Regions from separate parts of the Homo sapiens genome. Here region 1 is linked to region 2. A link is a loop called in an ENCODE intact Hi-C map of the cell type or tissue named here. Cell type or tissue: prostate gland. All regions are shown on one strand.

Evidence for each region. Peaks named below come from ENCODE experiments on the same cell type or tissue, not always from the same donor. Only the 100,000 strongest peaks of a DNase experiment are listed, where the experiment ranks them.
Region 1: it touches region 2 in a loop (4-fold over the local background); 8 of 110 quality-filtered maps call a loop at or near these places.

Annotation. Positions count from the first base shown.
Region 1 is chr1:59,671,732-59,676,731 of GRCh38, reverse strand. FGGY (FGGY carbohydrate kinase domain containing) reads right to left here. Exons shown (of 16, transcript NM_018291.5): 14 at 2,599-2,693. Among named protein-coding and RNA genes, the nearest start is that of MIR4711, 59 kb to the left of the region's middle. RefSeq lists an enhancer at 2,692-3,219. In prostate gland, no CTCF peak of the experiment used is centred here; DNase peaks (open chromatin) are centred at 1,981 and 2,751; H3K27ac peaks cover 4,368 bases.
Region 2 is chr1:59,592,839-59,597,838 of GRCh38, reverse strand. All of the region lies in intron 8 of FGGY (FGGY carbohydrate kinase domain containing), which reads right to left. Among named protein-coding and RNA genes, the nearest start is that of MIR4711, 140 kb to the left of the region's middle. In prostate gland, a CTCF peak has its summit at 1,883; DNase peaks (open chromatin) are centred at 686, 1,118 and 1,828; H3K27ac peaks cover 4,136 bases.

The DNA of each region.
Region 1 (5,000 bases), 79 kb before region 2:
TCTTTACAATGCTGTGAGCCTTGCAGCTGCTACTCAAGTCATCAGTTCCAAATCTGATCTACTATATCTTAGATTCTGTTACAGAAGACTAACAGCAAATCTCATGTAGTCAAGATGTCAGTGTGGAATTAAGCTCAGTTTCCCATTAGGGGAAGATGTGAGTGGAATTCCTTTGGAGCTGGAGATCCCAGTTTTGAATAAGATATCAATGAAGCCATGAGTCATGGTATGATGTATCTAGTATAGCAGCCTCATCTTGAAAGGCTATTCTCTGTTTGAGCTACAGACTATCTCCTGATTTGTGACCTATGGCATTTCTTTTCAGAAAATACACCACTGAACACTTAAGAAGCCAGAAAATATTTTTAAAGAAAAAACAAATCGAACAAATTAGAAAAAGAATGACAGGATAAGATATAGACCCAGAGAGACCTTCATTTCAATTCTGCTTCTGCCCTTTCTGTGTAGCCTTGGACAAATTACTTAAAACATCTCTGAAGCTTGGCTTCCTATCACAGAAGGATAAAAACACGCATCCTGCAAGCAGGATGACTGTCAAGATTAAATGAGGTGTCTTATCTCAGGCTACTATAACAAAATGCCATAGACTGGGTAAACAACAGAAATCTATGTTCTCACAGTTCTGGAGGCTCAAAGTCTGAGATCAGGGTGCCAGCAATGTCAGGGTCTCGTGGGAGCCCTCTTTTGGCCTATAGAAATGGACTTCTTGCTGTGTCCTCACATGGCAGAGAGAACAAGCCAGCTCTCTGGTGTCTTTGTATAAGGGCCCATCAGACCATCATAACCCATCAGACTAGGCTCCTGCCCTCATGATTTCATCTAACCCTAATTAGCTCCCAAAGACCCACCTCCATATACCATCACATTGAGGGTCAGGGCAAATTTTGCAGGAATACAAATATTCAGTTCACAACACAGGGTAACCTCTGCAGAACCTTAGTAAGCATCCCCCCTGTTTTAACTATTATAATTTGCCGCAGGAAGGGCAAGATATTTAATTGTGAGAACATCTCCGTCAGCTGATACACTAAAATAATAATTGACAATTCATTGATATTTCAACAACAAATATCTCCATGTGCTATTTTTGAGAAAGGACGAGACTATCCAGAAAAAGTCGAGAACTGAACTATACCACCTTTGTTTAAAGACTCACTCAGAATCCACAAGAATTCATGAGTGGATTTAATTCCTTGTGAGGGAGATTTCACAGTCATTAGTTTCAGAGGCTTGGATAGTGTGTAGTGTACCACATTTTCCAAAATGCAGTACAAACAGCATCACACTTTTACATCTGTCTGTTCCCAATAGTGTACCCTTAAATTTTGGATCTCTATGGCCCAATCTCTGTGGCTCATGAAGCATTGTTATAGGTATTAGGAAGATTATACAAAAAGCACCTAGCATAGTGTCTGGAACATAAGAGGTTCACAATAAACAAAGCTCTAATTACTGAGCTACTAGATACCTGGCTTGTAGTCCTAAGCTTGAGACCATGGGCAAGTCATTTGGACTCTGCTGCTTTGCTGAACAAATATCTCTTGAACGTTCAGTTGAGAAGTGGGAGCCAGACTTCTTGATTCTGGCATTTACTAGCTGTTTCATTTAGGCCAAGTTATTTAACTTCTTTATGCCTCAGGTTCCTCAACTATAAAATGGGGATAATAGAGCTATTGCAGGGACTAAATGAGCATGCTTGACACACAGAACTCACGATGCGCTGTCAATTACTATTACAGATAAAGGAGTGGAAGTACAGAGAAGACTGTTTAGGCCACAAGAGCTGGTAGGTAATCAAGCTAGGATTTGAGCCCAGGTGGTCTAATGCCAGAGCCTGTATGCTCTTAGCTTCCATACCACATTCATTGTTTACCTTGTATTATTTTAGCACTCAAAACCTCTCCACAAAGCCCCATGTGTGCAAGGTCTTTCGCAATTTGGTGGGAGGAAAAGTTTTCCCTCTCACCAGAAACTAGTATGTTTCCTCTTTTTGAAAGTAAGAATTATGCAATTTATCATGTGTTCTTTTTTGTCTTGCCTGCCAGGAAGCTCTGAGCCAAATTATGTGTTTAATCACAGCCACCAAATTGTTTCCTTCTTCCTATATCTTTGTTCCTTATTTTCCCTTTTAATTCCTTTTTTATTTCATACTGACAGTTTCATTTGTGTCTCTTGTTGATAGAGGCCTTCAAGGTATTTAGAAAATGGTGAGGTTGACATAAGCAAATAAAAATCTGAAATACACATGAAACACTGAAGTTTTGAGCCTTACCTGTTTCATGTGCTCAAAGAAAAGTGGTCAAGGGGAAATTTAAAAGGAATAATTTAAAAGGTATTTTAAAGAAGAAAGAAAAAAAACAACTGAAAAACAGAACGACCAACACGAACCGAGGCCAAGTCAAATGAAAACTGCAATAAATATGTCTGAGGCTAGAAGTGTTTGTGCTTTCCCTGGCTGGAACCTATCATTTCTTAATTATATCCTGTGTGTATTTTGTAAAATGCGAGCTGCTGTCAAGAGGAAGGATGGCCTCAGACAGGGGAGGAGCCACAGCCCACCCCCTGGTCTTCACATACCTGTACAGAAGCGAAATCCCCTGAGGCACAGGCACCCAGAACAGCAGCACCCACAAGAACGGACTCCACCTCTTGCGACAGGACCACAGGCATGCCTGCGCAGGACAAGGCCACACCTTGGTTAGGGAGCAGAGCCAGGGGAGTGTGAGGAGCCAACAAGCAGCCGCAGTGGCAAAAACACCTGACATCAGGGCAGCAGCAGGCCCCCCGCCCGACTCCCTGCAGTCCTCCCTTCTTTATTCCTTGGGATTATTTGGTTCTAAAAGATTTCACTGCCTGTGCCTGCTGGTGCAGTAGCCAAGAGCCCAAGGGAACCAACACCATATATATCAACTCACGAGACCTCAGTGCCCAGGTTTTTCAGGCTTCTGCAAGCTGCTACCTGCCATTTGATTCAAGTTCAGATCCACTGATGTTTATTAAGCGCTCTGCTGGCCGAGGGAATACTGAGATGAATCGGACTGTGCCCTGCTATTCAGGTTTCAGAGGGAAATGGATGAGAGAGATGAAGGCTACGGAGGGGGTTGGTTCTCTAACTGAGATGTGCTAAGGGAAAGGAGATAGCAAGAGAGGGTGTGATTCATCCCTCCAGGGGCTTCTCCCCTCTCTCAGGGTGCATGCCACAGCCCTTACAGTGGCTGACAAGGGGCTCTCCCTCCCAGATCTGGCCCCACTTCTCCCTCTCTGATATCCTCCTCTTCTCCTTCCAGCCACGTAGTCCTGGCCTCCTTGCTGCTTCCTGAGTGTGCCTCGGGGCCCTTACCCATGCTGTTCCCTGTCTGGAACACTTCCTCCTAGATGCCCACATGCTAATTGCCGGCCCATCCTTCAAGTGTTTCCGCAAACATCACCTTCCTACTGAGCTTTCCCTGGCCATCAGATTTAAAATTACAACTTCCCTCAACACTCCTTACCCCCTTAACTGCTTCATCCCACCTTCCAACATTGTATTTTACTTACTTATCTTGTTTAATGTCTGTCTCCCCTCCAAAAACTTAAGCTACTTGAGGGTAGGGACTCTGTTTTGACTACTGCGGAATCCCTGGCATTTAGACCAGTATCTAGCACATGGTAAGTGACTGAATGATGAGTCACTTACATTTCTGGGGTAGCGGTCATCACAGATTACGGTGGAGATGAGGCTTAAACAGGCATCTGAAGGGTGAGCAGGAGTCCACCAGGCAGGGAGGAGCCCTCCATATGCCAATGCCCAGAGGTTGAGGGTTCATGGTAGGTTTAAGATTAACAGAAATAATTTAGGATTCTTAGGTCTATAATGTATAGATTAGTCTGCTAATCGGGAGATGGCAGCAAACTTTACAGAGGTAAACTTGTGGTGTAAAAACTGTCTTCTACTCAAGCCATAAGAGTTATTTTCCCAAAGCCTAGATTTCTTTTCCTATCTTGTCTGAGAAGACACTCTCTCTACATCCCATTACTTCCCCACTCAATTCTTTCCTCCAGCTACCCAGAGAAAAAGGGCAGGGGAGTAAATTCCCACAGACACCCCAGAGAATTTAGGAATACCAGCTCTCAACTGGGCCAGGACTTAAGACATTGCCAACATGGTGTCAGGTGGGGTGGGAATGCTGGGAGAAGCTCAGACCTGAGTTTATTTCCTGGTTCCACTAGCTCTGTGTCCAGTAAGTCACTTACACTCTTTAAGCCTTGGTTCCCAAATGCAAATGGGGATCATCCCAAATGTAAAATGGGGATGATGATAAGATGTACCACACAGGTGTGTTGTGAGGCTTAATGAGAGGGCACACACTTGGTGCTTAGCATATTTCCTGGCCTACAGTAAGCCCTGGAGAAATGATGGCTGCTACTGTTAGAATTCAGGTAGATGGCAAGTGAAGCCTCTATGCATGTACTAGACCTGGACTAAAAACTGGATAAGTGGGGAAGGGACAATAAAGGTTCCCATCAACCATCCAGAGGGGAAGGACAGATGCCAGGCCACACTACAGGGCTGTGCTGACACCAGCAGGAGAGAGCACTGCAAGCCGTTGAAGAATCCTAGGAATGATACAGATGGGTGTGCGACTATGACCATCAAGCCTTCTCTATGGACCTGGGACGTTTTTGAAGACAGTGCCTCCAAACACCATTCACTTCCCGGGCCTTCCTACCCTGCCAAAAGCTCCCTGAGTTGTGAGCAGGGAGGAACTACTCACAGGCCCCTCCCCTTGCGAACCAGAGATGTGAGTGAACCTGGTGAATCCCCTATCAGCTCTCAAGTTGCTGCCCAAAGTGCTCTGAACCCAGACTGCCAGGGTTTGAATCCTGGCTTCCCCACTGACTTAGCTGTGTGATCCTAGGCAAGATACCTAATCTTTCCGTGCCTCAGCTTTCTCATCTGAAAAATGGGGTTAAAATTCCGCCTATCTCATAGAGTTGCT
Region 2 (5,000 bases):
TGATTCTAAACTGGCTGGTAGGAAAAATGGCTCCCTCCTGCAGACTTTAGAGTTCCGTTAAAAGGATGCCTGAGGGCAGTCTCCAGCCGAGAGTCTCTGCTGTGTGACCTTGGTCTTTGGGGTGTTCATCTGAAAAATGGGACAAATAAGACCTCTCTTACAGATCTGTAAAGATTAAATGTGGCACAGTCTATTACTGGCCTTGGTACAGTGCCGGGTACATTCAGTGACCCAGAGAAATGTAGCCTGTGTTAATATCATCACCTCCATACAAGCCAGGGTGAGTTTCTTATTTATGGATTGGAGCTCATGTGGGGGTTTAACTTTTTTTTAAAAGACTTGACACTATCTTGATTAGAATTCTGAAGTAGGGTACAGAGGTTATAATGGCTCTAGAGAAGAGGGAGAAAGAATCAACACGATCACTCAGATGGGTTAATTTCTACTTGTAAGATCTGTCAGTGGGCATAAGTAAAATTGAGGATTTACCCTGTTTACCGCATATTGTATAAAGGCAAGGAGAGTCCTGCTTGATTTATATCCAAGCATCTTTTACTAAAAGTCAGAATTTCTGTGCATAAGCATCAATCATTGCCTTTTGGAAGTGTTTCCCAATAGAACCCACTTGTGCTTCTCAGGCTTAGCTCAGAGGAATTCAGGATACATCCCTACAAGTCTAGACCTGAAGAATCCTGACCTTCAAAACACTTTCTCCATTTCTGGCCAGATAGAAAATGAGAAGACTAAACTGAATAGGCAAAAAGAATTCAAAACTTTCCATAGACACCTGGGTAGCTCCCCTGCTTGAGTGCAAAAGTATTATGAACTGAGAGGTGTTTATCAAATATCAGTGGAAGTGATGAGGGTGAAGGAATTTAACCCTTCCATCTTCTCTATAACAAAGGGGATTGATGAGAGGATTAAGAAAGTATGATGGCTGGATGGGAGGAAGTCAGCAGAAGAGAACTGAAGAGAGAGGGTCTGAAAGCCTACATTCCCTAGCTGCCTGATATGTTACCTGGGGCAGCACACGGCGGTACATGTGCCAGCACATCTGCGGCAGGCAGAACTGCTCACAGCCTCTTTCCTGCCAGGTCTGGACTAGGCCTGTGAATCTTTCCCAGGCCTGGGTGCCTGGAAGCCACTGCAATCAGCAGGGTGACCTATCTGTGAAAGGTGGGCCAGTTTCACACACATTCTTCCAGCTAAGATACTAGGCAAGCCTGAGTCACTCCCAGTTTTAATGGAAAAGGAAACTGAGCTTCAGAAAATCAACTCAAGTTCCTTCCTGGGATTACACATAGGGCAGAACCAAGACTTAGACCCAAATCTGACTCACAAGTCCATATCCTTCCTAAGTCACTTTTTTTTTTTTTTGGAGAAAAAAAAAAGATTGAAATAAGGAGAAGCAAGGAAATAGCAGGCAGACAGCACCTTCTTCCACATTAGGTCTGGAGGCAGCCCAGGTCCTTCTATGCCCTAAATGGAATATGTCCCTTGGTAAATTCAAGAGAGGTAATGGGATTTTCCTATGTCAGGAAAAAAGAAAAAAAAAATCACACATTTTGGTGGTATCTTTTCCCTCTTCTCCATATTCAACATTTTCTAAAAATGTTAAGTGAGCCTCATGTTAAAAAAAAAAGAAAACACTTAAAAATTGTTTTTCTATTTAAATGAATTTCTATAAAAGAGAAATGGTTTGTAACACAGAGGCAAGGGACAGTAAAAAAGAAGAAAGAGCCCTCAGAGGGAAAGTGGATCCGGGAGGGCTTAACCTCTGCCTGTACTCTATAAAAGATCACGCTAATATGTAAGGTATGTAAACACTGCAGAACAATCAGAAACAAATGAAATGATGGCTTCAGAGTAACAGTATTCAGCTGCAGGCAACAGCCAGGAGGCAGCTTTTGTTATGAACAGATCATAACAAAATGCCTTCGATGTGAAGCAGGCCTGATTTTAACCCTTGGAATAGGCTATCTAGGGTATGAACCTGTATCTGGGGCTCATCTGGACTTCTTTAGAAGAATAAAAGGAAGAAAAGCAACTGTCTGTCAAATATATGACATGATATAGGGTACAGTCAGTCCTGTGAGAGTGGCTTAAATAGAGATTGTGGTTTTTATTTATTTTTTATTATTATTTTTTTGAGATGGAGTCTCACTCTGTCACCCAGGCTGGAGTGCAATGGCGCGATCTCGGCTCACTGCAACTTCTGCCTCCTGGGTTCAAAGGATTCTTCTGCCTCAGTCTCTCGAGTAGCTGGGACTGCAGTTGCTCACCACCAAGCCCGGCTAATTTTTTGTATTTTCAGTAGAGATGGGGTTTCGCCATATTGGCTAGGCTGGTCTCGAACTCCTGACCTTGTGATCTGCCCACCTTGGTCTCCTAAAGTGCTGGGATTACAGGCATGAGCCACCGCGCCAGGCCAGAGATTGTGTATTATTGATCTGTAACATATTTAGCTCATAAAGCAACCTGTGCCAATTATAATTGCTCTTACTGTCATTTTTTTTTAAAAAAAGGCATTACAAATGAATGCAGTGGGGGAAAAGGGAGGGAAGGCAACTAACATTTGCCAAGCAGCTACTATGTGCTGTTTCATATTCTTATCTATAATTTTCATGATAATCTACCATTTCCTTTAGTTTACAGATAAACCATGGCTCACAGAAGGTCAAAGCCTTGCTCATTGTCCTACAGGTACCAAGTAGCAGAATGGGGATTTGATCTGGGTCTGACTCCAAAGCCTGTTCCTTTTATATCCAGCTGCCTCTCAGCTACTTGGGAAGCAGGAAACTCAATGAATGCAGGGGCATCAGTGGAACCAGCCCTTCCCCTTTCCAGACATTTTAGCTGTTCTTGTGTGTTTACAGAGAGGGGCCCAAGGGTCAGAGTACTGCCCAGGGGTATTCTCAAGAGTGAACCCAAACCCCATTTCTGGAGATCTGTGCACTTTCCTTCTCTCTCTCCACTCATCATGTGGCTGAGACAAGATAAAATGAAACTGTCTACCAGGGTCAGCCTGGCTTCCAGGATGTGTGAATTCCCACAGAACCCTCTTTGTGTTGATACCCTCTGTGCATAGTGTGGGCTTATTTGCCATTGGCCTGGCAATTTGAGAATTTGGCTCTCACCTGCAGGGCAGATGTCAGAGTCAGGAGTAAGAGCTATTTTTCCATTTCATTGGCTTGCTCTCATAGGGTGTGACTGAGCACTCAGCCTTGGTGGGAGGAAGCACCCCTCCATGCCTAGTGCTGGTTGCTGAGGCGTGGGGGCTAGTGGAACTGATTCCTTGGGTGCCTGGTGCCAGGAAGAAGCAGTGTTGGGGTGTACCCAGGTCAGGAATCACAGATCCATGCAGCAAGTTATGAGGCCCTCTTGAATCTTGGCTTCTTCCCGTGTAAAAGACAGACAAGAATATTCACCTTACCGGATATTTGGGAAAATTGGAGGCAATGTTAGACAAACCCTACATACTGCCTTCACATAGTAAATAATCAACATGTGAGAGCTAACTATTTAACTTTCTGCACTCTATTTTTTTAAGCTAGGAAATGTTTAATCTACATGTTTCTGAGTTCAGAGTCCAGACTAGTATGGTTAATCCTGGTAAGATACAAACAACAAAGGTGCTGGAAGAGGGGAGGGGATGGCTACAAACGCAGCAGGTGCAGGTGGAAGAAATCCAGGTCTTAAGTTTTCCATGCCAGATGAGGGTTGCTGGGTTCTCAATTTGTGTCCCTAGTGGGTTGAAGGTAAAGAGACATCAGATGTTTACACTTGAGGGATTTGTGTTAATTGTTGTAAGAAGTTTATATAATAGCTGCCCCCCAGGGTTGCAGAGCTATGAACTACAGCCTTTTGTGCAGAGCCCCTGGCTTAGTTTCTGACACAGAGTAGCTGCCTAATATGGGATAGGAGAGTAGGGGCCAGGAATTATCTGGGGCTCTTGGGAATCAAGATTCTCCAGAACAGAGACACTTCACATGACCCTTCGGCAAACATTCAGCTGAGCACCTTCTATGTGTCAGGTCCTGTGAAAAAGAGAGATGAAAAAGATACTGTGCTTGTCCTTGTTTCCCATGCAGTTGGGATATCTAACAGTTAATGCAAGAATGGCAAGATATTCTGATAAGCACCTCAATAAAGATAAAAGTTCTTAGTATAATATCAGCTTGAAGAAGGCATGGTTTGGCTGAAAGGTAAACTATACAGTAAGAATTTTTAAAAATCACAAATGCTGGATTGGCATATGTGTGATGAAAAGACAGTGGATTTATTTGCACTTTCTCATTTTATAATTATCACAAGCCGGTGAGATAGGTATCTTTATCCCCATTTTAAAGATGAGGGAACTGAGGATTAGCAGGGTCATGTAACTTGCCCAAAGACAGGCAGCCACGGAGCAGATGTGAAAATAAAATGTCAGACCTCTGAGTGGAAGGGCAGGTATGTGTCAGATCCTAAAGAACCCTTCATGACATGCAGAAATAGAATTCTGTTTTTCTTGAAGGCGATGGGAAGATGATCCCCATTTATATGTTGATTGCCTTGTAACTAGATGTCCACAAACACACTGAGGACCCTCTCAAGGATGCATTCAGGGGAACCCAGCTGAACCTGCACAGTGGTTCATTTCTGTTTTGATTCACTCAACAAATGCTCATCACCTGTTCTGCTGCTGACGGTTCTTGTGGTCACAGGCCACATAAATGTCCCACACAGAGTGGGGCCTTCCCTAGCTCTCTGGAGCTACTGGGCTCTAGATCAGCATCAGGGTGTATATGTGTGGTTTCTTCTATTTTACCCCATCATCAGTTCTACACAGAGGAAAAGAGGCTTTGCCTCAAATGCATTTCTCTTTTATTTTTTTATTTTTACTTTTTCTTATTTTATTATTACTATAGTTGAAGTTCTAGGGTACATGTGCACAATGTGCCGGTTAGTTATATATGTATACATGTGCCATGCTGGTGTGCTACACCCATTAACTCGTC